Linked DNA regions of Homo sapiens: regions 2, 3, 4, 5 and 6 are each linked to region 1. A link is a loop called in an ENCODE intact Hi-C map of the cell type or tissue named here. Cell type or tissue: ascending aorta. All regions are shown on one strand. Region 1 has its middle 110 kb from the start of COL5A2. Region 2 has its middle 31 kb from the start of COL5A2. Region 3 overlaps COL5A2 (collagen type V alpha 2 chain). Region 4 holds the start of COL5A2 (collagen type V alpha 2 chain). Region 5 has its middle 29 kb from the start of WDR75. Region 6 overlaps COL5A2 (collagen type V alpha 2 chain).

Region 1 (5,000 bases):
ACATTTTAAATTTACTAATATATGCCTGTCTCCAAGAATGAGGCCCAGTATTTTAGAACCTACAATGAAGACATTCTTTCAGAATTTTTAAATTTCTGATAGCCTTCTTAATTCATCAAGGTCTCCTTTCTTACAAGCAGAGATATTTTCCCTTGTCTTGAGATATTGTACCATTCACATATTTGTTATGTCTAACATACCTCCTTCTAAAATGTATTTGAGGTTTCCTTTCCCTGTATATAATAATGTGTGTGTGTGTGTGTGTGTGTGTGTGTGTGTGTGTGTATTAACAAAAATCCTCCAATATTTCTATCTTACTTCTCCCTTCAGTAAATCCTCCATCAGGTAAACTTGAAAAAGTTGTGTACATGTGTTATCTCTCTTTTTCATGGCAAATTCACCCCTTGATTCACTCTAATCTGGTTATTTTGCTAACAATTCTACCTCAAATAACTCTTGCTCTATTTATCTCTAAGTCACAAAACCCAATGTATAATTTACGTCTTCAACGTATTTGACTACTCAGCAGCATTCTACATTACTGGGCATTCTCCATCTCAGCAAATGCTCCTTTGGCTGCCATGACACTACACTCTTGGTTTCCTTTCAGAAAATTCCTTTTCAGACTTCTTTGTCAAATTATTCATTGCTGGATTTTAAATGTTGTACAGTCATATGTTGCTTAAGGATGGAGACATTTTCTAAGAAATACATTTTTAGGTGATTTTGTCGTTGTTCAAACATCATAGCGTGTGCTTACACAAACCTAGATGTTCTCATTGTGTGTTCTTGGCACCTTTGTTGAAAATCAATTGACTATAAGTGCATGGATTTATTTCTGGAATCTCTATTCTGTTCCTTTGGTTTATGTGGCTGTGTTTATGCCAGTACCATGCTGTTTTGATTAGTATAGCTTTGTAGTATATTTTGAAGTCAGGTAGTGTGATGCCTCCAATTTCATTCTTTTTGCTCAAGATTGCTTTGGCTTTTCGAGGTCTTTTGTGCTTCCTTATGAATTTTAGGATTTCTAGAAATGTCTTTGAAAAATGTCATTGAACTTTTGATAGGGATTGCGTTGAATCTGTAGATCACTTTGGGTAGCATGGACATTGTAATTCTTACAATCCATGAACACAAAATATTTCTGTTCAGGTCTTTCACCTCCTTGGTTAAGTTTATTTCTAAGTATTTTATTACTTTGGTAGCTAATATAAATGAGGCTGGATTGATTGAATAAAATCAATCAGAAATACTAGGTTTACAAACCTAGGTGTTCGGAAATACTACTAATATGTTTATGTTTATTTTGTATTTTGCAACTTTACTGAATTTGTTTATTCTAGCAGCTTTCTCCGTGGAGTCTAGATTTTTAAAAAATATATAAGATCATGTTTTCTGCAAACAGGAATGATTTAACTTCTCTCTTTCCAATTTGAATGGCTTTATCATTTTTTTCTTGACTAATGCTCTTGCTAGAACTTTTAGTACTATGTTGAATAGAAATGGTAAGAGTGGGCATCCTTGTCGTGTTCCTGATCTTGGAGAAAAAGCTTTCATCTTTTCACAATTGAGTATGATGTTAGAAGTGAGCCTGTCATATATGATTTTTACTGTCCTGAGGTACATTTCTTTTCTTTTCTTTTTTTCTTTTTTCTTTTTTTTTAGATAGAGTCTTGATCGGGTGCCCAGGCTGGAGTGCAGTGGCACAATCTTTGCTCACTGCAACCTCCGCCTCCCAGGTTCAGGCGATTCTCTGCCTCAGCCTCCTGAGTAGCTGGGATTACAGGTGTACGCCACCACGCCCAGCTAATTTTTGTATTTTTAGTAGAGACAGGGTTTCACCATGTTGGCCAGGCTGGTTTCGAACTCCTGACCTCAGGTGATCTGCCCACCTCAGCCTCCCAAAGTGCTGGGATTACAGGTGTGAGCCACCGTGCCCAGCCATGTCGAGGTACATTTCTTTTATACCTAATTTGTTGAAACTTTCAGCGAAATGGATATTGAATTTTGTCAAATGCTTTTTCTGCAGCAATTGAGATGAACATATGATTTTAGTCATTCATTATGTTAATGTGGCGTATCACATTTATTGATCTTCATTTTTTGAACATCCTTGGATCCCATAGATAAATTCCTGTTGGTCACGGTGAATGATCCCTTTAACATGCTGTGGAATGTGTTTGTTAGCATTTTGTTGAGGATTTTGAATTTTTACAGGGATACTGGCCTGTAATTTTCTTTTCTTTTAGTGTCTTTGTCTGGCTTTGGTATCAGGATAACGCTGGCCTCATAAATTGCATTTTGAAGTATTCTTTTTTGTCCAGTTTTTTTTAGAGAAATTGAGAAGGATAGGTATTTGTTCTTAAACGTTTGGTAAAAGCAGTGAAGCCACGAGGCTCTAGGCTTTTCTTTCATGGAAAACTTTTCATTACTGGTTTAATCTCTTTACTCATTATTCATCTGTTTGGATTTTCTGCTTCTTTATTATTCAGTCTTGGTAGGTTGTATGTGTCTAGGAATTTATTTCTTCTAGGCTATACAGTTTGTTGATGTATGATTATTCATAGTCATCACATTACTGACTGCCTGATACTGCTTGTAGTGCTTTTTAAAGCTATACAATCATAGTTAAGAAAATACATCATTCTTTACTTTCAAGGACTTAACAAGTCAAATGAGGTCAACACAAGTAGATAGAAAAAACCCCTAATACCTTTATAATGTGCAGGAGAAAGACAAAGACTAGACTTGTTTGCAATAACTTTAGTTAACATATGCATGGTTATAAACTTGTTATAACATGCTGAAATCAGGATCTAGGAAAGCAGAGAGAAGCCCAAACGTCTTTTTTTTCTGGCTTTGACTCATGTATTCAGATACTTACTGTGGGACCTCTTTTCATTCCATAAACAGCAGGTGGCATACTTTCTTTTCTGATCTTTTTTTTAGTGTAGCTGTTCTTGTCATCTGTTGAATTCTCCAGTGCTGTTGCTCTTTGTTTTTTGCTTGTATGTAATACACAACTCTGGAAGTCCTTGAATAGTTTGGGCACATAAAGGGTGAAATATAACCATAAGTTTTTGAAATGTGTGAGACATTAAGAGATAAATATTACATTTAACATTCAGATAGATAAAACCAAAGTGGATTTTCTGCTTAATTTAAAAAACTAGATGTCTAAAATAAAGTAACAAAAAGAAGTCAGGATTTTATATCTTTTCTAGGCAGACTAGTAGAATATAACATTTTTAGATTATCTTAAGGAGAGTAATTGCAATGATTTTTGCAGCTGGTTTTATATGTGTATTGCTCTAAATCTTGTAATTTAACATGGTTTGTTAGTAAGTAGTCACTGCATAATCCTTTATACTACTACTAATTTTAGTACCTCATCATATATTTCCTTGTTCCATGGGTACAAGTCTTATCTCACCATCAGGAGTAGCCTCTTAAAGGAAGTGATAGACATCTTTTGAGATGACTGGGATTATAGTGGGAGCTCATCAAATATTTGTTGAACTGAATAGAGAAGGGGCTTTTTCACTCATACATCATTCATCTTTCCCCAACCTCCCCACCTTCCAAGTCGCTGATCCTGTGTCCATTGTGCTTGTGCCACTTCCATGCCCATATCTCAGTGGTCAGTAACAAAATTGGAAAGCAAATAACATTTTTTATTCTGTCATTCATTAGGCTTTTTGTAAAAAAATTTTTGTAAAAAAATTTTATACCTTTAATGATAACTACCATTGATTATGTGCCAAGTACTTCACAGATGCTATTTTACTTCAGTCAAAAATAACTCTCAATTTGGTACTATTTTTTTTTTAATTTTTATATGGAACTCTGAGATTTTAAGCTACTATGTGACAGAACCAATATTTGTTCTGTGTTCTTAACTACTGCATTCCATGGCTTCTCAGGGATGCAACTGATACTTCTTAAATTTGGGCAGGTTGTCTCAAAAGTATAAACCATATCTTTCCCAGGAGATAGGTAATAGATACTATGATATTACTCTAAATTAACATCCACAAAGTAGATGTTCATTCTTAAGTTTTTTTTGCTTCTGACATTTTGCTTCTGATTTTTGAAAGAATAATAGGTAAAAATTTCTTCCTACAAAGGAACTTATGAATCTAAAATTATTTCCTATGTTAGAATATTTTTCTCTGCTGTTAAAAATAGACATTCTAAGATTTTAAAATCACAGACAAAACTAATTCCATATTGTATTTATGAATTGGGAAGTAAATTAAAATAATTTAAAAACTACATTTTGCTCATTTAGAAGAATTCTTTTAAGGATTTAATTCACTTTTGAAATAGTGCCATAAAGTCTCTTAAAACCATTGAAGACTGTAAGTCTCTTCTGTGCTGTGGCATGTCTTCCACTTATGCCTGTATCTCACTACTCTTAAGATAGGCCTTTTCTGTCTGTACTCAAGTCTGACCACCTCCCGTTTTTCCCTCCGAGTACCTCCCATGGAAATTCTTGAAAAATAAAGCAATACTTCAACCCACACTTTAATGAGTGGACTGGAATCCCCATCCCTTTAGCTATCTTAGTAGTGACTCATAGAATTGTCTAGCCCTTGCTTTCCTAACATTTTCCATTCACTGTAAGTTATTTCTTCATCTTCTTTTGGTGCTCAAAAGTGCTTTTCATGTGTGCCAGCTGAAAAACTAGAAAAAAATATCTATAGTTTCAAATTTGAGTGTGCTATTTGAACTTTTTAATACAGCCCTAGTGATCTGGTGTTTGGCAAAAGTACCACCTGAAAATGGACAGTTAGGATGCAACTAAAAGCCACTTGACTATAATTTCTTAAATGTGATGCCAAACTGTGCAATCTGACCTGCCTATGTCAATTTAGTACTCTCTTGTCTTCAGTCTTTTTTTTTTTTCAACCACGTATGAGCTTTTCTAGAGGTACCCTTAGGCCACCCAGAGAATCCAGGCACTTAATTTCAAAGTATAATTAGATAATAGCTGCTTG
Region 2 (5,000 bases), 78 kb after region 1:
CTGAGGCAGGAGAATTGCTTGAGCCCAGGAGGCAGAGGTTACATTGAGCTCAGATCGCGCTGTCACACTCCAGCCTGAGCAACAGCAGCGAAACTCCATCTCCAAAAATATATATATGTGTGTATATATATATATATATATATTTAACACTATATTTATAGTGTTAAAAATTATAGCAGCTTACTTTTTGAGAGTTCCTGATTCTCTTGTTTCCCCCTCCTCTTGCCACCCCAATTTATCTTGGTCTTGCCTTTCCTTTGTCTCTATTGCCCATCTACCATTCAATTTTTCTTTCGCTCCTATCAGTGTCATCTCAGTGTAGGGGCCTGTGCTGGAGGAGAGCCCTGGCAGATACTTTTTTTTTTTTTTGAGACTGAGTCTTGCTCTATTGCCCAGGCTGGAGTGAAGTGGCACGATCTCGGCTCACTGCAACCTCTGCCTCCTGGGTTCAAGCAATTCTCCTGCCTCAGCCTCCTGAGTAGCTGGGATTACAGGCGCCCACCACCACGCCCAGCTAATTTTTTGTATTTTTAATAGAGACTGGGTTTCACCATGTTGATCAGGCTGGTCTTGAACTCCTGACCTCAGTTGATCAGCCCACCTCTGCCTCCCAAAGTGCTGTGATTACAGGCATGAGCCACCGCGCCCAGCAAGTTTTAAGAATTCACAGGAGACAGATTGCCCCAGCCCATTTGATGGGCCTTTTTCATTCATTTGCTATTGTATTTGACAAAATGCCTCCTAGTTCCAGTAAGCTCGGTAGCATCTCAAGGTATAGAGGTGGCAGTGGAAGCAATTTGCCTTAGGTACAGGCAGGAAGGAGGCCACGTTGTCTATGTAGAGGTAAAATACAGATGAACTACTGAAGGTTGATCTGCTTTGTATTATCAGCCTGCAATGGTTATTCTAAACAACGTAAGTGATAAAATAATCCCCTCACTGTGCCACCTCCTCCTCTAAGCCTTTGATCTCAAAGTGGGCTATGGGATTTTTAAGTGAATACTTGCTGGCAGCTATTTTGGGGTTGTCCTGTCATTTCTCAAGTCCATCAAATGCACTTTCCTTGCTTTCTTTTGCACAGCTTCTCAAATCACAGAGGCTCGAGGCTATTGGTGGTTTGTACCCACACATTTATATATTGCCATCAAGTTTTGTTAAAAATGTTGTCCATGAGTTTTTGGTTTTACTTTCTTGCTGCTCTTTTAATGTAGGGTTTCTGCTAGAGCCAAAAACTATGCAGTCACTGTATCTGTCATCTTCACAGGCTCCCTCCCCCCTGAGTATTTTCATTTTTAATCTTTGTTAATTTGAAATGTAAGAAATATTACTTCATTGTTTTTTAGTTTTTGTTACTTGATTTTTAGTAAGCTGGTAATTATTTTCTTATCTATTTATTTGTGGCCATTTATATTTTTTAAATATATGGACTGTCTGTAGTTTTGCCTATTTTTCTACTGGAGTCTCTGCCTTATTCTCATTGATATATAAGAACTATTCTTAATATATAAACTTTAACTCTTGGTCTACACTTTCTATAATAATGATAATGATTTTTAACAGTGCAGTACTTATCATCTAATTTTTTGGCACAATATAGTTTTAAACTTAAGGTGAGAAAAGTTTTTAAGTTTTTAAAATATGTGTTTTGATTATATTTGGAGAGACCCACCTACTGGTTGTTGGAGAGTTTGGTAAGTTTTACTGATGAACAATATTTAGTGAACGTCATTATAGGATAAAGAACAATGAAATTTTGGAAAGCATCAGGATTTCTTAATTTGAAATGATACCGAACAGTGTTACTCCCATTTTAGATGATCTCTATATGCTCTGGCCTGTTAAACAAATCATAACTGAAGTTTATATAGGGCTTCACAATTTACCCACGTCTTTCGCTTATATGATTTGAGCCTCACAATAATTCACATACTTAGAAAAATAACTGCCTGAAGTCTGCAGTAATAGATTTCTTTTCCAAGTGAAGTCTGCTTAGTTATAAATCTCTAATTGCTAATGGCGATAAAGGGCAGTATTAGCAGCTACAGTTAAAAAAAAATCCTGGGGAAATCAGTTAGCAGTCATTGGCCAGGAAGTGGATTGTTTGCAGATTACTTGGCATAGATCCCCATAAAGAAGCAAACCTTCGGTCCCACCCCTTCACTCTGCTTTTCCTGCCTCCTCTGTTCCAGAGAAGCAAATATTTAGACACATTTGAACCATCAAAACCAGCAGTTTATACTAATCTGGACAAAATGAGTTATAAAGACCAGATGATGCTTAAATATAGCTGACAAGATTTTAACTTCATACTTTGAAAAACGTTATAGATGACCTTCTTTTAGTGTTTTCTCCATTGGTATTAAGTTAAACATTAAAGAAAACCCTAAAGCACTTTGATGGAATTTGGAGAATTATTTATTGAATAAAAGTTTTTGGTTTTTGTTTTGTGAATGTCTCTTTAAATCAAAGTTATTAGTTCCTATGATGCTGCAATTCTGGTGAGTCAGAAATTCACCATATTTGGATTTTCAGTTTTCCACTTTCAATGGCTTCCTCTGTCCTTTTTTTTTTTTTTCAAGCTCAACAAATGTAAAATATTTTAATCAAGTGAAAACAGACGAAAATATGACTCATTCTCCTCGGCTAGGGTTGGTTTGCTGATGTCATTCCAGTCTCTGCGGCCAAAGCGTTCTAAGGAGCATAATCAATCTTGGGGATCCTGCATTTCAGTTAGGAACTAAAGCATTTCATTTTAAACTCTCTTTATTTCCTTTTTTCCTCTTCTTTTTGTTTCCTCCAAAAAAGAAGAAGAAAAAAGAAACAGTTGAATAGTTTCATACTTTTCTTGTGTGTCATGCCACATACATTTTGTTTCATCCCTCATGTCTTCATTTTGTTGCTTAATATATATTTCTTCTGAAGACTGTTTGCTATTCTTTATGTAGAAAAAAGGACCAGGAGGATTTATATTTAACGGCCTGAAAACTCAGCTCACTCTTTTTCCCTAGCTTCCCTTTCAGGGCGGCATTACCATCTGCCTTCATGGCTTCATGTAACCTCTTTATTCTCAGGGCTCTGAAATCTTTATCTCCAGTGTCAACTTTTTTAAAGCACCTGACTCAAATTTAACTTTCAGCTGACATCACTCTTATAAGCATCTTTAATTCAAAATATTCAAAACTGAATTAATTAGTTATTCCTATCAGGAACCCCAAACTGATCTTTCTGTTTTGTTTTCCATTGCAGTTAAAAGCTTCATCATCTACTCAGCCAAAATTAAGAGTCTGTAAGATTTTCTGACTTCTCCCTCTCCATGATCCTTTCTGTTGAATTAGCATCCAAATATTGTTGCTTCTTTCTCAGAAGTACCTCAAGAATTCAACCCTTTTTTGTTGTTAAAAGGAAGTTCTTTAGAACCAAAAGACTGAGGTTTAAATTCTGTCTCCAGCACTACTATCTGTGTGACCTGGGGCTCATTACTTGAAAACTTCCTGGGTCTCAGATTTCTGGTCTATAAAATGGAAATAAGTATAGTACCTCTGTCATGGGGATTATGGAACTTAGAACAGTACCTGTATATGTTAAGTGCTACAGAAATATTAGATATTATTATTTTTATCATTTAATCAATCTTCACTCGGATAGCCACTGACTTACTTTATCTCTTGGCTAGAATATTGAAACAGCTTTTTAACTGGTCTCCTAATTCTAGTTCTTCCCATTCCATTTTCTAATCCACAGTAAAGAGGTTATGTCAGTCAGGGGCCAGTCAGAGCAACAGAAGCCAAACTGAGTTTTTCAATATAAAGAATTGATACTGTATTGATTATCAGTTGTTAGAGGACTTAAAAAATAAAAGGAATCACTGTAGAAGCTTCTACCACCTATATAGTGCAGGGAACAGAGGCAGAAGGCTGAAGTTTTCAGAAAGTAGAAGATTAAAATAAAGACCCCCATGAAGCAGGGCTCAGACTTGGAAGAAGGGGCACTGCCTGCATGCTACTAGTACCTCCGAGGGGGCCAGATGAGGCCAGTTGTGGGAAAGCCAAAAAAAGTTCTGGTGCCATGGTAAGAGGATGTTGACAAAAATACAAAGCAAACAGGAGAAAGGGAGTCTTTTTTCCTTTCTTCCATTCTTCCAGTTTCCCTTTATAATCCAAAGAACCAGCTGATAAAAGAAGATTTGCAGCATCCCTGTGTCAGCATACCAGAACAGGGTACAGAAGTATGGATTCAAAATGAGAATCAATAGCTCAATAACCAATGTAGTATACTTTCTAAAACACAGATCATCTCTCTTCCTTAACTTTCACATCCAGTGGCTTCTCATTGCCTGTAGGATAAAGTTCAGATTCCTCAAATTCTGGTCAAAATAGAATTTTTCAGCTCTTTTCCCAATCCTTCGTTTCTATTCTTATCACTGCCCTTATCCTGCCTCCTAACTTCCAGTCCCTTCTGCACCATGACCTTTGCTCTGCAGTTCTTGTTTCATTCTCCTGAAGTATTTCATCCCTCCATTGTTTTGCATCTGTTGCCTCTTCTGCCATCCTTTTTATTGACAAAATCCTATTCATTCTTTAAGAGTCAGCTCCTTCATTAAACTGAGAGTTCTGGACAAAATTAATGACCTGTTCCTCTGTACTTCTATAGATTGTTTGTTCATTCATTCAAATCAAGTGTGTATGGACTCCTTATTATGTAATGGACATTGTGCAAAGCACTGTACAACAATGAACAAAACATCCTTGGTTCCTGCTATGTGGAGTACCCTGAGGAAGTGACTTTTGAACTGGAATTGGAGGTAACAAGGGGGTAACTAGGCAAAGGAGGGTGGGTTGGAGGGGAGCAGTAATGAATTTGGATTTAGTCAAGTTGACTTTGATATCCCTTTGAACATTTAAGAGGGGAGTTGAGAGGATTGTTGCATAAATGACTTCGTAGCTCAAAAGTAATAGCTAACTGGAGAAATACATTTGGAATTTCTAGCATGCACACTCTAA
Region 3 (5,000 bases), 170 kb after region 1:
CTTACTTGGTATTCTTAACAATTGACTTTAGATATAAAAATCCCTTTTTATATACAAAAGAATATTATGAAATGACTTTACCATATAAAGCTTCTTAAGCAAACAACTAATATTCAATAAATTAATTCAACAAATACTTCTTGAGCATTTACTATGATCCTGACACTATTCTAGGATATCAGAATATATCAACAAAGGAAGCAAAATAAATTATATGTGTTCTCACAGAGCTATAATTCTATCATGGGGTGACAAACAATAAACATAATAAATTCAATATATAGTAGGCTTGAAAGTGGTAACTACTACATTAAAAGAAAAAAAAAAAAGAGTAAGAATTAGTGAATTGAGAGTGTTATGGTTGTATGTGTGTGTAGTCATGTGCAATTTTTTTGGTAAGGTGACCAGAGTAGGTAACATTTGAGCTAAGACCAGAAGGAGATGAAGGAAATCTGGAATGTGGATACTATATATTACTGAATATTTACTTCTCCTTTGAAAGAGAAACAGTTAAGCAGATTTTTGTCTCTCCTGTTGATCTCAAGCAATATTAGGCTAGGAGAGATTAAGTAGACATCATTCAGAACACTTACAAATGTTTCATGTATTTAGGTAGGCAGACACATTTGGCATAGCTCTGTACCAAACTTATTCACTGAGGATTAATATTTAAGATTAGAACTAAGGTTGGCTATAAAAATTACTGCTGAAATTTCTAGTGTATAGATTATAGAGTTGGCTCAATTCTCTTTGTGCTGTTTTGCAGCTATTTAGTAGTTTGAGGTATGTGGGAAAAAAAATCTATGTCAAATGCATTAGCAGACTGAAATCTGCTCTTCCAGACAGAACTGTAGATGAGCATTGCATGTGCAGTATGTGTAGTTTTAGTTTCACGTTTTGGCCACAGTCATTTAGATTTCCCAATGATACATGGAAAAAAACTTAAGTATACCTAATATGAGAGTTTTTCCTTTCTATTTTTTCCATTTTAAGTAAAGTAAAAACAGCAGTTTTACTAGTTAACTGAAAAACTTTGCTTATGAGATTGGAAAACATTTAATGGTTGCACTGAAGAAACCAACCACCTTCACAGACAGTTTATCAAATTTTTTAAATTCATATGCTCACTGAAATGCATTGAAATGAAGCTTTCTATGAGTCATCTCCTTTTCAATTTTTCAGATTTCAAGGAAAATTTTCAAAATTGTCATTATATTGCTTTAGAATATAAAACATGATTGTCCTTAGTGGAACAAAAATTTAACTCAGCTCAAATAATTATTGAATGCCTACTCTTGTTCAGTTGGTACAAGGAAAAAAGGAGCAGGGCACAGAAAAAGTAATAATTTGGATAACTATCCTAAAACCAGATTTAAGCTTGCGGGGCTCACTAGAAAGTAAAAGTCTTTGCAGTGGATTGAAGAACAGAAGATGTAAAACCCCATAGGCCTACCCCATACATACTTATCCTCCCACCATCCCATAGATCTTGAGGCTGAGATAGAAAAAAATTGTCAAAGTATGTAATAGATCCCCCTCAGGTATCCCTGGTGGCTTCATATGTATCTAACTTTTCAAATTTGGGAGTTGTTTAAGGAAAGCAAAATGAGGAATGTGGAATTTTTGGCATCTCCTCTGCATGGTCTAAAGAAGGAATTGAATGCTGTCCCTCTTCGTCTTTCCCTTCTAATGATAAACAGTGCCCTAGAGCAGAAGGAAGGGAAGGATTTCCTTGGTAGGTTCTCTGGAACCCCATCCAGGAGCCCACGCTCTGCTGTGCATTACTAAAGGCAGCATCTGTGGCATCCAGACTGACACGTGGGCGGCTTTATTACCTCCTCCTTTGTCCCACAAGGCATTCTCTCTCCACTTCATGAGGCCACCAGCTGACAGTGTCATGATTATAGTCCCTCAAGGACCTTTACAGTCAGAGAAACTTTAAGTAATGGTAGCCCAGATCTTCACAATCCCAAAAGGGACCTAAATCTGCTGGGTCAGGAAGGCTGAAGGGTTGCTGTAGCTTTCTGAAGGTTGTTCTAAAATATGAACTGTTGTGACTGACACAGTCTTCTTCCTTTCTGGTCACACAGAGGCCTGAATGTCAGGGACACACCTGGTAAGAACCACCAAGTGACCATTCCCTTTCATTCAAAAAAGGGTTCCTAAGAGCACATCCTCTCTGGAAAGATTAGGGAAGGAGGAAAGAGAGCTAAAAGTGCTTATCTTTTTAATAGGCATATCAATGAACTAGTTCCTTACTTTCCTCATTCACATCTGCATTCATCAATGCTACACATACGTTTATCAAAGACGGATTATATAACATTAAATGTGAAGGTTGCTGAGGTAAACACAGTTCTGGCTGTCGAGGAGCTCACAGTCTCACAGCTCACAGGGGAAAATGATCAGCACAAACCTGTGTCTGAATAAGAGATTTAAAATTTTTATAACACGTGTGTGCTGTGTATTATTTCTGCTTGAAAGAACTTTAGTTAATGGCTAGAGAATATCTAACATAATTTTAGGGACTTTTATTTCATATATTTTTCAAAGCCTGTAAGTAGACTCCAATAATTTAATATGCAAATACAGTCGTCTCTCTTGGCCAGTCCAAGGTTTCAATATGGCCGTTTCTATGCAGGCTTTTTTTTTTTCCCCCACAGGTGTAATTGTGTGAAAAAATGTGGATGCAGGGCATACCATATAGTTGGCAAGCTGCAATTGTGATAATTTAGTTTCTAATTGTTATAATAAGATGGTGGATTTGGTCTGCCATCTAGTGATTAAGAACTGAATTCTTACAACTAAATTTAAAAGCACTTAAGATTTATGAGAAGAGAAATCTATGAGGATATATGAGAAACAGAAAAATTGAGTTGATTTCAAATAAAATGTGATCAGATAAAATATATCTCTTTTCTGTAATATATCAGTGCCACAATTGTTGTGGGAATGACTTCACAATGGATTCAATTTATTGGAACATTTGGTGAGGGTAAAAGAATCTTGTAGGTTGGGAGATAAACATGAAAATTACAAAATAGTGATGGTATTATCAGATTTCTACCAGTCCTAATCAATTTTAGGAAAGTTAAACATAAACAGCAAAAAATACAAGTAATGCAAAATTATAGTTTTGGCGTTCTTTTTTAGATTATATAAAAATATTTATCTAATTTTTAAATTTAAATTTTATTTTTATTTTAAGTTCCAGGGTTTATGTGGAGGATGTGCAGGTTTGTTACATAGGTAAACGTGTGCCATTGTGGTTTGCTGCACCCATCAGCCCATCACCTAGGTATTAAGCCCAGCATGCATTAACTATTTTTTTCTAATTTTTACTAATGCTCTCCCTCCCGCAACCCCACCCTACTCCCTGACCGGCCCCAATATCCAGGTATTTTAAGAAACATTTTTTTTTTTTTTTTTTAAGTCCTGGGCCTTGAATCTAAGCTTTGGACGTCAGCTTGGGTTAATTTTATGATTTGGATAGAGAAATCAGGAGGACAGAATTGAATTTCTCAGAATGTCATTTGAAAATTTTTGTTATTTTATACTGTGTTGTCATTTATAAAATAATTCTATTATGACAACTTTACTGCAATATTTTTCAACAAATTGGCTGCAATTTTGCTTTCTATTTTACTTTTCTTTTCGTTTAAGTAAATGTCTGTGTAGAAAACAGAAGGGACAACTTAATCATATGGTGTACAACTACCATGTAGATCCGTGAAAACTGCAAGACACCCTGTATTTTCTACCCACTGTTTCTTTGTACATGTCTTTCATTCAGACATGGACAATGAGAGTTCACTGAGTTTTTGAGCCCTCTGTGATGTGTATGGATTCTTGTCTGAGTGAAGAGAAGACAAGGTTTAACAGTGAATGTGGTTTTTCGTCTCCTTGCTATTTAAAAGCATTCCAACTAACTTTCCACATCATCTTAAATTTAATTATAAATTCTCAGGAGAAGGGAAGCCATGATGACTCAGAGTATAAAACTAACCTTTAACATTATCATTTAAAGAAAGTAATCCAGTGGCCCACTTCTTTGCCCCTTGAGTTGAAGTTATGTTGTCTTAAACTTTCAGAAAGAAACTGCTCTTCTAGGTGTTAACACAAGACTGAGACAATGTGTCTTTTTATTCCAACCCTAAAGGAGCCACAAGGAAGAAGATAAGCTACTCCTTGAAGAGTTCCTCACATATTTTAATATTTAATTGACATCATTACGTGTCATCTTGTTTTTGTTTTTCATATTCTCTGCTTCCAAATATCTAATTATCCCATCAGCATATATATCCTTATATATAATATATATCCAATAATAACATATTTTGTTATAATAATTCATTTTATAAATCTTCAGGGGATAACTTATCCTGTTCTCTATGGCTCCTTCAAGATTTATACAATAAACAAACATATATTATATAATTAAAATTATATAATAAGTTAATTATATTCATCTATTATATAACAAATATAGCACTCCACAATGTTATATATATAAAACATACATATATTGTTATATGTGTAACATATATAATATATATAATACTCCACAATAATATATATTTTGAGGACAGAAAGGAACACATATGCTTCCTTCTTGTCTTTTCTTTTTGTGAGTCCAGGTCTCACTCTGTTGCTCAAGATGGAGTGCAGTAGCATAGCGTTCCCATAGCTCACTGCAGCCTAGAACTCCTGAGCTAAAATCATCCTCCTACCTCACCTTCGGAGTAGCTGGAGCTACAGGCACAAGCCACTGTGCCTGGCTAACTTTAAAATTTTTGCAGAGATAGTATCTCACTATATTGCCCAGGCTGGTCTTGAACTCTTGGCCTCAAGCAATCCTCCCACCTTGGCCTCCCAACATGCTGGGATTGTAGGTGTGAGCCACTACACCCAGCCACATATGCTTTCAATATTTTGCACAATTAGTACTAGGCACATATGCACTTAACTCCCAGCACCCCCACCCAAGAGTGTGTAATGAG
Region 4 (5,000 bases), 110 kb after region 1:
CAACTGGGGCTATCATATTCCCTGCAAAGCTGGCTTAAAGCTAATAATACCACCATCTGCTTTTATGTAGCTCTTTGCAATTTGGAGCTTCATTAATAATACATTACTCATTTTAGTGTCACTAAACCCTGTACACTGGTCAGGGTAAAGCCCTTTTCTCAAATGAGAAAATTGGAGTGCACAGAGATAAAGGACTATATGCACATTTACAAAATTATTGAGTGGCAGAACCACTCACAAAAGGCAGAAGCAAGCCTTTTTTCATCCAAAGGTAGAGTACTTCCCATTCCTCTGCACTGCTTAGTAGACTATTTTTCAACATGGTAAAACTCTCTGGGACAAGAGGAACCTGAAGATGTGGCCCCTTAACAAGAGATGTGGAGAAATTAGGAAAGGACATGCTTTCTTAATTCAAATTACAATGTATCACAAATTCATTTATCCAAAATGGTTTTCTAACCTGGACTTTACCTGGGCAACATTCTAATAATCTCCTTCCAGAGTATGGGAAAAGAAACCGAATCTGAGAAGGGGATAAGAATACTCCCTATTCAGTCAAAAGAAAGGGTTAAAATGTGATTGTTTAAAGATTTAAGGTGGAGAAGAGAGTCTTGAATTATCTAAATGTAAAAAAACTAGGGTAAAAGGCTGGATTTCCTTCGGAATGTCTTTTTCAGCTTATAGGGGAAAAGTTAAAGGGTGTGTGTCTGGGGGGAAGGGTTAGGGAGGGGAAAATAGAACCCTTTTCTTCTAACAGCCTTTCTTAAAAAATAAAAGAAAAGAGAAACAAATGTTTGTTTCTGTTATTAAGCCCCATCTATGCTTAAAAGTTAAATGAAATAGGGAAAGTTCAGGCACAGAGACGCGTGTTCTGATTTGGTTGTTTACCATCAATCAGACCGTTGCTTGGCAGACACTGGATGGTTATGAGCCTGAACAAGCTGAAAAGGGGCAGGAAAAGAAGTGGAGGCAGCATTCTTCCTATTTAAAGCTGCATCGCTTGAAAAAAGTTTTCGCAGACTGTGCTGGAGCTGGTGCTGAAAAAGGGGGTTTGCAGAGGCTGCCCTGGGGCTGGTGCTGAAAGAAGAGCCCACAGCTGACTTCATGGTGCTACAATAACCTCAGAATCTACTTTTCACTCTCAGGAGAACCCACATGTCTAATATTTAGACATGATGGCAAACTGGGCGGAAGCAAGACCTCTCCTCATTCTTATTGTTTTATTAGGGCAATTTGTCTCAATAAAAGCCCAGGAAGAAGACGAGGATGGTGAGTTTGCCATTTGCTTTGCTTGTAGTGTTTATTGCACGGTTTGGGAAATAGGTGGAATGTTAAGCCTCAGGAAGAGCGTGAAGAGGAGGTTCTGGTTTGAAGTTTGAGAAGGGGGCTGACGGATTTGCACCTGGAAAACGACTTGAAAGACAATTGGGATGTTTGTAAATCCGGAGCTTCTAGATCCACCGTTGGAGAGAGTACACTACTAAATTTTTCTGGGAAAGCCTACAATAAGTCCTTTTGGCTGAGTGTGAGAGTGGGACGTTTAAAATAAGAAAAGAGTGAATGCTTAAAACGGAGCACTAAAGGCATTTTAGTTAGAGGAGCTCTGTTCTGTGGGCTGGAGTTTTCAGAGCAAGGAAAAGTCGCGGCAGAAGCTGGGTAGGGTGGAGTCTTTTTGTACTGAACTTCAGCTGCTTCATAAAATTCTTTGTTTAGTAAAACCTCTGCAGCAACTCTGATAGCTTTGATTTTTCTTTGTCTTTGGCTCCTCATTCTTTCCTCTTTAACAATTTAAACTTCTTTTTACCATTTTCATTTGTGAAAATGTGATCACTTTTGCTTACTGGGAGGCAGTCTCGTTTGTTTCTCCATGACAGAGGCTGATAGAAGCCAGATTTCTTAAACAGTGGTATTTTCCCACCCTACTGGCTTGATTAACAGGACAGTGGTGGTTCCCGGTTGGATGGCGGAAGGCAGGAAATCAGCATGTCTTGTATATATCTTATTTGGCATGGAATATTTGCATGGACATTACCCCTTAGACCCAAGCTTTTTTTTTTTTTTTTTTTTAAAGATAAATCTTGCCTGGTGACCACATTTTTTTCCTATGCAATTTTCATATGTTACAGTTGGGTTATATGGTATGGTTAAGCAAAAATGCATAGCTGTTGTAGTATATAAGAAAATATTTAAATTGATTCCTCTATTAAATCTTTAATCTTGAGGGTTGCAATTTCAAATACAGACATGTACTCCTTTAAAATAAGCCACTGTAGATTTTCATCAACTCAACCATGTAACATCAAACTCAAGCTTTTAAAACTTTGGACATTCATTAACCTTTTCTATTACTTTCATATATAGACACATACATACAGGTATATATGTATATATACTATGTATATATCTATATTTTTAGAACAAATATCTGCTTCTGTGTGTTTTTGGTTTCAAAAAGTTTATAAAATTAATCTAGAGATCAGAAGTTCTAAAAAGCTTAAAAAGTGAAAATACGAATTTGTAAATGAATATCCAACAATCTGTCAGGAGTCCCATAGAGGGGGCACTTTCTAAGACTTGGAGCTTTTTATGTTACGTTTTATGTTTTTAAAATATGAGGTAATTTATAAAAGGTGAAAACTTTTGAGTTTCTTTGTAATGGCATGAAAAGCATGTGTTGTTTGGAAGGGTGGCAAAAATAATTGAATAGAAAGTAGAAGAAAACAGGAGGAGAAAAACACAGAAAAATTACAATAGAAATTGAAAATTTGACTCTAGAAAGAACAGTTTACTCCCCTCCCCCACCAAAACAACCAACTTTAATTTAAAACCTTTAATACCACTTTCTTTGTTAATTTATGTTAAAATGAATAAAGTACTTTAATAAAGTATGGAAATAATTGAATATGTGAATAAATGAAAGGACTGTTTCACAAGGTACATGAAATAAGCCATATTTTAAAAGACATTCCCAAATAGTTATAATTACTCTGTAGGTGTTTTTGAAAAATGAGCAGATAATTTTTCTTAATAGTAATTGACATAAATGTAAGGAATGTGATGCTTGATGCAAAAAAGTCCCCAACTCCAATCCAACCCCAGTACCCCCCGCGAACAGTATAACCAAATAGCACAGAAAATGGAATTCCAAACATCAAATTTTACAGAATGTGTAATTGCTTGCATATGTGTTGTAAAAAATTCCAGTATTTTATTTCTCAACTTAAGAGAATATAAGTGATAAAAATTCAACAGCAAAAGAAAGTCGTCATTGCCCTAATCAAACATAATAGAGAAAATAATTCCAGAGTATAGTATATTCAGAGCTGCTTAACTTATATTGTACTTACTTACTATGCATATTTTGGTTTAAGTTGATATTGTATGGATACTTGGCAATACTTTCTTTTTCCTGTTCAGGCCTATCACAAGCTTAATAAAGGTGTCATAATTTAGAAACTCCATTTGATTTTGAGTTTGGGGAAGAGTAAGCTTAGATCGATGCTTTAAATTAAAGAAATATCTGAGGCACACATGAAAAGCAAGTACATTTTTCAAATTTTATCTATAACAGTCACATAATGTGATATTTACATTTTGTACAAATATGTCTTCTTGGAAATGTGGAGATCTGTTTTTGCATGTAAGTGCATATTAATAAGTTTTTATTTTTTTCTTTCTTTTTATGACTTCAGGGTATATTTCCCTTTACTTGACTGTGGTTATTTACCAGAAATGTAAAATGTAATCTGAGTATGCCTGCCTGATAGAAACATATGAATGAGAAGATAAAAGTAAATAAATAAAGTTTTAGGCATTTTAAGCCAAAATCAGTTCCATTCTCACTGAGTTTTAAGAACTGATTTGATTTTCTAAATTTATAAGAAACTGAAAGGAGAAAGTTTGGGAGTTGGGCTGACTTTAGTTAAAACTAACGTAACAAAAATTAGGGAGTTAAAATGAAAAAAATCAGCTTTTAAAGAGTTTGTGTGGGTGTATGTGTGTGTGTGAAAAATCAGGGAGTTAAAATGACAAAATCAGCTTTTAAAGAGTGTGTGTGCGTGTGTGTGTGCGTGTGGTGAGAGTGTGTGTGCATTGGGGTGGTGGTCTTCAAAAGATTCCACATTTGTGTTAAGGAAAATGCTAGAGCATTTACAGTGTATTTATATTCCTAAGTTAATGCCTAGCATCTAGTGAGCTATATATATTCTTGTTATTAGAAGTAGGCATGCTTAATTTTAGAAAATAATCTTTGTTATGAATCATTGTATTCAACATGGGATAAGCAATGGAGAAGGGAAGGTGCAGAAATGTATCATTTTGTTTCCAAATACTGTAAACCTCAATGCTTTCAGAGGCCAGGCAGGTAATATAAACAAGTGAAGCAAGCCAGTGTTTGTACATCAATAGGTGATGATGGGGCCTGTGGAGAACTGAAGGTGCATGTCCACTTTAAGGCATTCAGAATTAACATTTTCAGAAGATATTGCATATGACAAATAAAATATATCTGAGTATATATTTGGCTCCCGGCCCATGAATTTACAGCCATCATGTTGCAATCCTACACTGATATCCTCCTGGACCCAAGCTAACTTTTGATTACTGAGAGATGAGGGGCTCACAGTCTTATATGTCATGGTCTCTTGCATTTTTATGATATGTCTGCCATTTATCTCATTGTTACGATACAAAAATCAGGAAGCAGATATTTAACACTCAGTAGTATTTGGATGACATCATTTTAAAGGAGGTACAGAATATGTATAAATATGTATACATAGCTTAAGATGCATGTTAACTCATAAATTGTTTTAAACTCATTACTGTTGAAATACATGCTATGAAACATGTAGGACATTCAGACTTTTATAGTGGGTACATGTAGCAGAACACAGTAGTTTAAACAAACAAAAAAAGGTTTTCTGGCCAGGCGCAGTGGCTCATGCCTGTAATCCCAGCACTTTGGGAGGCCGAGGTGGGCGGATCACCTGAGGTCAGGA
Region 5 (5,000 bases), 120 kb before region 1:
TCTATTTGAAAATTTAAAAAAATTTACCCTAAATAACTGAAGTTAAAATGTCATCATAATAGAACATATCACTATTAGAAATAAATGATGGGAGTGCTAACTTACCATAACTGCAAAGAAAGCAATATTCAGAGGAAAGTTTATATCTTTCAGTGGCATTTATTAGAGCACAAAGACGATGGAAAATAATTAAGTTTTTAACTTAAGAGACTAGAAAGAAAGTAATAAGATAAACCCAGTCCAGAGTTCTTTCCACTATAGTTCACTAATGCTTCTTATTAATAGAAGTTTGGAATATCATTCCTTTGTTTTTGTTCACACCTATTATTTAATTCTAATATTTGGATATTTGCTTTTCTGTCATATGGAGGAAGCGCTGCCTATGAATTTTATGTATCCACAAAATATAAGAATTAAAGAAAAGACGTTAATATCTAATGCTGTTGTGTCCTTTGCCTAAGGAAAAGTCATTGAGGAGTAGAAGACTCTAGAACGGAAACATTCTTTTTTTTTTTTTTTTTTTTTTTGAGACAGAGTCTTACTCTGTCACCCAGGCTGGAGTGGGGTGGTGCGATCTCGGCTCACTGCAATGCAACCTCTGTCTCCCGGGCTCAAGCCATTCTCAGGCCTCAGCCTTCGAGTAGTTGGGATTATAGGCGCATGCCACCGCACTTGGCTAATTTTTGTATTTTTAGTAGAGACGGGGGTTTTGCCGTGTTGGCCAGGCTGGTCTTGAACTCCTGACCTAAAGTGATCCTCGGCCTCCCAAAGTGCTAGGATTACCAGCGAGAACCACTGCGCCCAGCTTAGAAGGGAAACATTCTTAGGGTCTTTAGGGTCCCAGAAAGCAGTTTGAAAGCTGTCCAAGAATAAAGGAAAGAGTATTGCTATTTTGAATATTAATGTAGAGAGCTGTTTTTGTAATAATGAGCAGGAACCATCTGTGCATATTATGTTACAATTAGGAAAATGTTTATATTTACAATATGAATTTTTACAGTATTTCTTTGATAATTACTATTTTTCCTCAAGAGGGTTGTATGTAAATTTCCCCTTTGATTTTACACTTGCGAAGACTGAAGAGCTGTTATTTGAACTTTATTCCAGAGATTCCTTATTCCTCATGGTGCTCTGTAACTTCATTTTTGAAAATAAATCAATATAGCATCCAATAAAATATGACACACAAGGCCGGGCACAGTGGCTCACGCCCGTAGTCCCAGCAGTTTGGGTGGTGGAGGTGGCCGGATCACCTGAGGTTAGGAGTTCCAGACCAGCCTGGCCAACATGGTGAAACCCCGTCTCTACTAAAAATACACAAATTAGCCGGGCGCAGTGGCGGGCGCCTGTAATCCCAGCTGCTTGGGAGGCTGAGGCAGGAGAATCTCTTGAACCCGGGATGCGGAGGTTGCAGTGAGCTGAGATTGTGCCACTGCACTCCAGCCTGGGTGACAGAGCGAGACTGAGTCTCAAAAAAAAAAAAAAAAAAAAAAAAAATGACGCCAAGGAAGCTGTTTTTCTTTTGTGAATCTTTCATCAATCATTTTAAGTGAATGGATTCAATGCTGGGATTGTTACTTTTACCTGGACATCTGAGTCCTACTTCATGCCTGTCCCGGCCGCTAATTCCTTTTTACTGAACCCGGCCCCTCCCTAACACAAATTACATTGTACTTCGCTGTGAAAGGTTCTAATGAGCGTAAATTTCTTTTGTTTTCCTTGTTAAAATTCTTCTTCTTCCCTGCAATGCACACCTTATCTTCTCAGAACAGAAGACCTCAGTGGACTATTAGGAAGGTCTCACATCTCCTTGGGCCCAGTCGTCATCCTTTTTAATACTTATTTAATTTTTTTTCCCTGGAGATTTGGCAGTGATTTACTGGTTGACTTTGATTTCAGGGCTCTTGTAACCATAAATTACTTACTTGGGATGAGTGATTAGAGGATCCTAACTGCTGGAGTATTCTCTGTTTGGGAAATAAGTTATTTTTACATACATTCATAGATGTTCATGTGGCAGAGGAATTATATCTACAATGGGAAAAAATTTGTATGTTGAATCAATAGCTTCCCTGATCTATAGGCTAAAATCCAGGCTTCTTGGTCTGGCAATAAAGGCTTGTCATAAATTGACCCGACCTATCTTTCTAATCTATTTTCTTTGTTTTGACTTCATAAACTTCACTATAGAAATTATTCTGTGAATATTCATTAAAGATTCTACATCTGGACCTTTACTTAATGTTACCTCTACCTAAAATGCTCTCTTGCTTTCATACTATCTATCTAACTCTCTTCTAACAGCCATACAACTTTTCCATTCTCTTCCACGAACATTCTCAGGCACCTTTCTACTTTCCACTCAGAGAACTTGGAAGTTTTCTTTACGACTCACTGCCATCCAATTATATGATAATTCTTGAGTCGCTGCGTATTAGTCCTTGATTTTTCTATGTTTTGATGTTAAGAGATGTGTGCTCTTTGAACACAAGACAATGTATTGTTTTTCTAGGTAACATAATACAATGCTTCCTACATTGTTGGCTCCTGTTTACTATCAATTGATTGGCAATTCATTGGTATGTAAATGACATTGCAGAAGATCTTGTATTCTTCAAGTTTTTAATGGTATTTTCATACTAGAGATCTGAGCTGATGTTGATGGCTTCAGAACCAAGTGTGAAATTATTTAGAAACTGAAGCCACAACTGCAAAAATACAGACAGACCACATGGTGGCAGCAAAGGAGCATCATTATTTTTGCAGGTTTGCATTATGCTTGCCTAACCAGAGATTATAATTATTCTGTTAGTGAATCAAAAAATATTGTAAATGTCTAATAAATAAACTTAGTGGAATGTTATAGAATGAGTATTTCTTAATATAAATAAATGCAAAAAGATCTTTGGATTTTTAGTGGTCTTTATGTACAAAAGTATTTCTTGCATCTTAAATTCTAGAACTTCTCCATATTGTTTCTCAATTATATTCCTCTTTCTCACTGTCTTTTCCCTCTCTACTATAAACATTTCACGAACGTTAGGATGATGTTTTGTGACATTTGGATTTTGGGACTGCGGCTCACAGGATATTGTGCTTGTAGAATGTGGACCTATACAAATTCCAGCTGGTGATAGTACACGTTGTTCTTTTGCAGACAGGCCTCTTCTTAGGCATGATGCCTAAGTTTAATTTCCATGTGTAAAGTCATACTTAAAGTATGTAAACTGAAACAGATGTTAGTACTCTGAGAAGGCATTTGGTGCATGAAGAAACAGTTCCCTAGCTTCTTTTTCCACTCCCACTATTTTGGAAGCCCCTTTCCATAGAAAAGGGCCTCTGGAGAATCGTCTAGTGTCTTTGACCCCATTAGTATGTAGCAATTCATTCCTGGGAAACTGTTGCTTGAAGTAAATGTTAGCTAGTACTTGAAACTCTTTTCTTAAAAACAATATGATTTTCTTTCCTATAAATGCCAAGTTTTGTTTAACTGTTTTTTAATTAGAAAGCTGTTCACCCTAATCATGTGCTTTTTAAAAAAAATCAAACAAGATCTTATTGATATTATCATTTGAGTAATAACTCAGAACTTCTATTTTCCCAAAGACTTGCAGTAATAGTCAGATGTTGATTCAACACCTATATAACTTCTTACTGCTATAGTTCCAAATATTAAAATGCTATATTGATATGTGAAATACTTTGAAAGTCTACCGACATCTGAATTGTGCTGGTGATAGTTCATAGATTTCCAACCATGTGATAATTTGTGCTTCTGATAATTTTCCAAAAAAAAGTAGGTGGAGTTATTAGAATGAACACCTAACTACTTTCTTTTCCTTCTTGCTCTGCCCTTCCCTTTCTCTTTTAAAAGATATTTGTTGAGATTCTATCTCAGGTATTGTGCTAGAATAAAAAAAACGATTGAAGCAGGTCCTAGTCTTAAGGAACATTCGTTGTAACTTAGGTTTAAAGCACATAGACATCAAATCATAATTTATTATTATATTGGCAAAGAAAAAAATCTGTCAGCACAGAAGAGCCAATCTATATTTCTGAGAAAATAAAGAAGACTTTACAGAGAAGGTGATATTGGAGTTGGGCGTCAATATTATTAATATCATCATTTAAAGATGGAGGATAATTTATCTAGGCAGTAAAATGGAAGGTATTTTCCAGGTAGCAGAATGAAATGAGCACTAGTATGATGGGTTTGGGAAACATAAAAAAACACTGATACGGTTTTCTTAGAGACACATGGAGGGAGTAATTCGGTGCTGAGACTAGAAAGAAAGGATGAGGCCAGATTTAGTCATGCTTAAACAGTTGGAAATATAAATGCAAAATTTTCTTTAATTTAAAGTTAATAATTATAATTTTAAAGTACTTTGACATATTACTTCAAGAGGATAATATGTGACCATTTGTACTGTAAAAATTTAGTTATTCTTAATGTTACTGAGTTACCTTCTAATTGCATTCATAAAATACATCAATTCACTAAAAATTTAGGCAATTGCATATATATTCACATAATTTTTGTTTTGTTATGTAAACATAAACAAGCCTTGAGTTTGTCTTTATATCAAATCACTAAAGTCCATATATCTAACTTCTAGATTAAAAAAACAAAGCATTATTGAAAAATGTGGCAGATATATGATTATAATGCTCTATTAGTGTTTATTTGATAATTATTTGGTCTTTTTTTTTAAGAGACAGGGTGTCACTCTGTCGCTCAGGCTAGTGTGAATTGGTGTGATCATAGCTCATTGCAGCCTCGAACTCCTGGGCTCAAGCAATCCTCCTGCCTCCGACTTCCCAGCAGCTAGGACTGCAGGTATGCACCACCATGCCCGGCTAATTTTTTTTCATTTTCTTGTAGAGATGGGGGTCTTGGTCAGGCTGGTCTTGAACTCCTGGCCTTGAGCAATCCTCCCAACTTGGCCTCTGAAAGCTCTGGGATTACATGGCATAAGTTGTCTTTTGTTAATGGCCAA
Region 6 (5,000 bases), 190 kb after region 1:
ACATATTGTTCTCAAGTGTTAGAGTTACAACTTTTTTTTTCTTTTTTTTTTTTTTTTTGAGACGGAGTCTCGCTCTGTCACCCAGGCTGGAGTGCAGTGGTGTGATCTCGGCTCACTGCAAGCTCCGCCTCCCTGGTTCACGCCATTCTCCTGCCTCAGCCTCCCGAGTAGCTGGGACTACAGTTGCCCGCCACCATGCCCAGCTAATTTTTTGTATTTTTTAGTAGAGACGAGTTTTCACCGTGTTAGCCAGGATGTGATCCGCCCGCCTCGGCCTCCCTACAACGTTTTTTCTTATGTATCACTTCTAAAATCTAATGTCTTTCATATACTAAATAACTGTATTCATTTGTATATTGCTCCCATTATCCCATGTTTCAATTAGAAAATTTTGTTTGTACTGTTTAATTTTTTCTCTAATGTATCTATTAAAACTCTCAGTAGATTTTTATCCTTTTAAATATATATTTATCCATATTTAAATGGGAGGATTAGAAGATAAGCAAACAGCAGACAAGTTTGAATATATAAATGAGGATAAAATATATTTTAGATCATATGCCTAGGAACTCTTGCCACTAGTTTCATTCTTGTTACTACATTATCCTTCTACTCATTTCACCTCATATATAGTGTGATGTCAGTACTTTTTCTTAAACGGGGCTGCACTATGGATGTTACTTGCAGGCATGTAGGTGCAAAGCAGTGCCCCAAGAGATTGGCCATATCTTGGGGTGTGTCCAGATTATTATATGCCCCATTCTTCACTGTGGTTGTATTGAGTTTTCTCACTAGTGTTGGTAGCTTAAACACTGCTGTAGGTCTCCAGATGTCTCTCCTAGATCTAGAAAGACAGAAATAGGTAGAAAATAACATCAGTTGGGTGGAGGATGGGTGGTCGTGACAGAAAAAAAAAAAAAGATTTTGCATTGGTGTATTTGTACACTGTAAGTAATTGATAACATTGGGTCCTAAGTCTAGGTAGAAGTTGTTGTAGGACCAGACTTCCAGAGTTCCTGGTTAAGATCCAAAGAATCTACTCCCCAACCCTTCTCACTTATTTTCCCTATTTGACTTTGTGATGTGGTCAATTTCCTGTCTTGGTTAGGCCTGAGACAATCAATGTGAATTGGGTATAAGTGTGTGCGTGTTGTGTGTGTGTGTTTGTGTGTGTGTGTATGAAAGAGCGAGAGAGAGAGAGGGAGAAAGGGGGGTAGATTTTTAGGAGGAATCAAGTGAGACAACCCTGGCAGATATCCAAGTAGGAAATCTGTTCCTCTCTTAATCCTAGCAAAGAACTGGTGTGATGGTAAGTGTTTAACAAATCTTTTAATGCCTGCCTACACCGATTTCAAGATATGAAATGATGTATAGCTTTGCATGAAATGATGTATATGAAATGATGGGCATGATGTAACAGAATGCCCATAGGTAGAATGTTTTGCCTCATGTCTCAAGCCTTCTGGGAGCTGCTTAGCTGGACTAAAATTATGGCTGTCACAATATCATAAATAGCATTCCCCCACCCCCACCATTATATTACCATCAAACAGTACGGAAGGCTCACAATGTACAGCATGGTTTCTCACTGTTAACACTATTGATATGTTAGGCCAAATAATTCCATATGCATTGTAGGAAGTTTTGCGGCATTCCTGGTATCTACCCACTAGATGCCAGTTGAAACTGCCATCCCCCATACAATTGTGACAGTTAAAAATGTTTCTTGACATTGCCAAATCCAGGCAAAATAGCTCTGGACTGAGAACTAGTATGTCAGTAGTTCAGTATGAGATACTCCTACAAGACCTTCAGGATTAGCCAATGATTTTCATGACTGTCTCTCATCACACGTCCTCAGTTTTAAGTGTATTGTTCAGATAACTTCATAGTGACAAGCTAGCAAACTGTCAGGAGATGGACCGTCAATGATGTGCTAAGTTCTAGTTGCACATGACACTTAACCACTATTGGTATGTTTCTTGATCTGTAAAATGGGAAATATACTAGATCTTAACATCTATAACATTTATGTGTGTGTGTGTGTGTGTGTGTGTGTGTGTGTGTGTGTGTGTGTGTGTGTGTGTGTGTCAGAGAGAAAGAGAGAGAGAGAGAAACGAGAGAAATGAAGTTCTTTAACAGTTCCCGGTCATTCGTCTTTTCTACTTGTGGATGTTTAAACATCGCCACCTAGTGGCAACCTCAAAGTACTTTTTTATTGTAGATTACTGCGGAGGTATTTGAGTATCTTGGAAATGGAAGGGAATGATAATAAATGTAACATTTACCTTAATATAAGAATTATGTAATTCAGCTCACTTGGAGATATAAAAATAGATACTTTTAATGAGCTCCCAAATTCTAATTTGCTTTTGATATTTACCGGTAAACATTCTTGTGTTCACTTAATTTTAGATAATTTTTATAGACGTTTTTATTAATTTTAATCTTAATCTGTGCAACAGTAAATTTCATAAGCTATTTAGAGGGCATTCCGTGGAGACATATAATGAATCTGAAGTCAATGAAAACAATCTTAGGATCAGACTTTGAAATACGAAGTGTTAATTACAGAAGAATGGAGAAAGTCACAATCTCTTTGGAGGACTAATGAATATTTCTCAAACTTATCTCCACTCCTGTTGACAATAAATATAGTTTTGTGTATGTCTCTTTGGAACTCTCATTGGGAGCAGAGATTATGCATTAGTTCACTTTTTGTATGTAATAATATCTGGTTATTAATTAGCAACTGAGCATTGCAAGAACAGAATCAGAGTTTTCTACACAAGGCTGTATGAATAAACCAGACTATTATTTTGTCTGTGCTGTCATATACATATCCAGTTCATGTTACTCTCATTCATATGATCCAGGAGTCCTAGAGAACAATTGAAATCAGCCTCTGTTGTGTATAATGAAGTGTGAAGTAAATTGTTAGTAGTTTAGGAGTCAGAAAAGTTTTGATTTTTAAAAACTGAGAATAATTTTCTAAGATATCATTTTTAAATATAAGTTTTTCAGGCTAAGTATTCTACTTCTATTTAATAGATAAATTTGCTTGTTTGTCCCACTACTGCAAGAAGTAAATATGTCTATATAAATGTTTAAATATATTAAAATAATTAAATTTCTGAATAGCTATGATGCCACCCTCCCCAAAACCATCATATACAAACTGCCACCTCCACCACCTGAGCTTGTCCTGTGTTTGCTCCCTCTGCACTATCAGCTCCTATTTGAATTGCTTACTGTGGTCCCATAGGTATTCTCATGTTTAAGCATGGGAGTTCTTTTTTTAACTATTAAACTTCATTTACCATATTTCCCTTGATCCCTGCTTATAATTATAAAAAGCATATTGCCTGATGACTTTTTGGTCCTTTCTTTTTGAAGCCTTTCAAGATTCTTTAGGGTTAAGGAGCCAGAAAATACTTAACTAGCCTTGTGGGAATGATGAGGTTAGAGGACGGAGCATTTCCAGAACTGAGGACGTGGCTGTTCCCCAAGCTGCCTTCAGAATGTGGGTTAGGAGAAGGGTGGAATTTGGCAGCTAGAAATCATTGCTCACTTCTCTGAGAACTTAGACTTGGCTGGGTCACAGTGCCTTTGCCTCTAATTTCTCAATGGTCTAGTCTTCCTCTGGGGGTGGGAAGTAAAATAAAGTGTGCCAGGCTTTAAAGTATTAAAGAGGACTGAAAGGTAACAATATAATATGCATGTATTGAGTGTCTAGTATGTACCAGGAACTATGCAAAGCATTAAACAATTAGACAGAAAATCTCTACAAACTCCAATCAAGGGATTCTTGAATTTTGGGGGGAAGGGAGAAGTTAAGCAGACGTATACATAGTTAACTGTAATCCAATGACAATCCACTGTAATTTCAGTGACAGACAAGTGAATTTATAATTGTTGATCAAATACCCTTGCACGGCAAAAACTCAATCAAATAAGGAAGTTCACTTTAGAATACTGTTGAACTGAAAATTTTAAAAATAATTATTCTAAGAATGCTGATTTCTGGGTATTTAACACACCACATAAAATTCTTACCCAGACCACATCCGAATGGTAGAAGTTCAGACCTATGCTGAAATCAGTAGTGACATGGCTGATGAAATTACTCTAAGTGGCTAGATTGCCATGTATTTTTAAAATAATAAACACTCCCTTGCCATTAAGAAGTCTGTGCCTTTAGCTTTCTACTAAGTGTATATTTGGCAGTGGGTTCTAATTTTAACTGGCTTGTTTTCCAGGGCCCTCGTGGACCTCAGGGAATTGATGGAGAACCAGGTGTTCCTGGTCAACCTGGTGCTCCAGGACCTCCTGGACATCCGTCCCACCCAGGACCCGATGGCTTGAGCAGGGTGAGTTGTGTGCATTGTTTGATGTCACGTACAGGTCATGTTTTAAATTATTGATATATTGTTAGGATTTTAAATTGTGTCTGTTCAGATATTGACACTTGACTGTAAGAGCAGTTAAATAAGGTCAACACTGCTATGGACAGTAGAACTAATAAACCCACAGGGAATTGTTGGAAAAATTGGAAGAAGTATTTTCTAAAGTACTGCTTCAAATTGTTTGTATTTCTCAATGTCAGCTCTAGACTCTATGTGCTTTGTTTTTTCTATTGATTCTAAAGAACCACTGCTTTCCCCCTCTTTAAATGAAATGAGAGATTTATCTGTCCTATTCTCTAGGCTCAGAATGCCAAAAAAATCTGCTCCGTATCCTCCACAAGAGAGGATGACACATCCATGATGAGGGATATGAGAAGGCCATTGAGTTGACACTAAAAATGACACCTAATTATTTCTTCAATTTTAGTTTTTTTACTTGAAGTAAAGTCAAACAAAAAGCCTTTCAATACCGACTTCTTTGAATTGTTAATGTCAGACATAGGGGATTTATAAGTACAGGCAAACCATGGAGATATTGTGGGTTCAGTTCCAAACCACCTCAATAAAGTGAAATACTGCAGTAAAGTGAGTTAT

The links. A loop is a pair of places that touch in the nucleus more often than their neighbours do. Peaks named below come from ENCODE experiments on the same cell type or tissue, not always from the same donor. Only the 100,000 strongest peaks of a DNase experiment are listed, where the experiment ranks them.
Region 2: it touches region 1 in a loop (2.4-fold over the local background); 7 of 110 quality-filtered maps call a loop at or near these places.
Region 3: a loop joins it to region 1, with 3 times the contacts of the local background. A loop is called at or near these places in 36 of 110 quality-filtered maps.
Region 4: it touches region 1 in a loop (4-fold over the local background); 13 of 110 quality-filtered maps call a loop at or near these places.
Region 5: a loop joins it to region 1, with 2.9 times the contacts of the local background. A loop is called at or near these places in 26 of 110 quality-filtered maps.
Region 6: it touches region 1 in a loop (10-fold over the local background); 53 of 110 quality-filtered maps call a loop at or near these places.

What each region holds. Positions count from the first base shown.
Region 1 is chr2:189,286,003-189,291,002 of GRCh38, reverse strand. It overlaps a transcript of COL5A2 not described here. Among named protein-coding and RNA genes, the nearest start is that of COL5A2, 110 kb to the right of the region's middle. In ascending aorta, a CTCF peak has its summit at 2,918 (motif pointing right); a DNase peak (open chromatin) is centred at 4,522; H3K27ac peaks cover 1,390 bases.
Region 2 is chr2:189,208,008-189,213,007 of GRCh38, reverse strand. It overlaps a transcript of COL5A2 not described here. Among named protein-coding and RNA genes, the nearest start is that of COL5A2, 31 kb to the right of the region's middle. In ascending aorta, no CTCF peak of the experiment used is centred here; a DNase peak (open chromatin) is centred at 2,667; H3K4me3 peaks cover 1,171 bases; H3K27ac peaks cover 3,762 bases.
Region 3 is chr2:189,113,062-189,118,061 of GRCh38, reverse strand. All of the region lies in intron 1 of COL5A2 (collagen type V alpha 2 chain), which reads left to right. Among named protein-coding and RNA genes, the nearest start is that of MIR3129, 18 kb to the left of the region's middle. In ascending aorta, a CTCF peak has its summit at 2,737 (motif pointing left); no DNase peak of the experiment used is centred here; H3K4me3 peaks cover 855 bases; H3K27ac peaks cover 1,265 bases.
Region 4 is chr2:189,175,777-189,180,776 of GRCh38, reverse strand. COL5A2 (collagen type V alpha 2 chain) reads left to right here and starts at 1,016. Exons shown (of 54, transcript NM_000393.5): 1 at 1,016-1,269. The coding sequence starts at 1,173. In ascending aorta, a CTCF peak has its summit at 2,553; DNase peaks (open chromatin) are centred at 1,036 and 1,633; H3K4me3 peaks cover 4,824 bases; H3K27ac peaks cover 3,205 bases.
Region 5 is chr2:189,410,281-189,415,280 of GRCh38, reverse strand. It overlaps a transcript of COL5A2 not described here. Among named protein-coding and RNA genes, the nearest start is that of WDR75, 29 kb to the left of the region's middle. In ascending aorta, a CTCF peak has its summit at 2,725 (motif pointing right); a DNase peak (open chromatin) is centred at 3,095; H3K27ac peaks cover 1,937 bases.
Region 6 is chr2:189,091,680-189,096,679 of GRCh38, reverse strand. It overlaps COL5A2 (collagen type V alpha 2 chain), which reads left to right. Exons shown (of 54, transcript NM_000393.5): 7 at 4,260-4,370. Among named protein-coding and RNA genes, the nearest start is that of MIR3129, 39 kb to the left of the region's middle. In ascending aorta, a CTCF peak has its summit at 2,223 (motif pointing left); a DNase peak (open chromatin) is centred at 3,549; H3K27ac peaks cover 4,291 bases.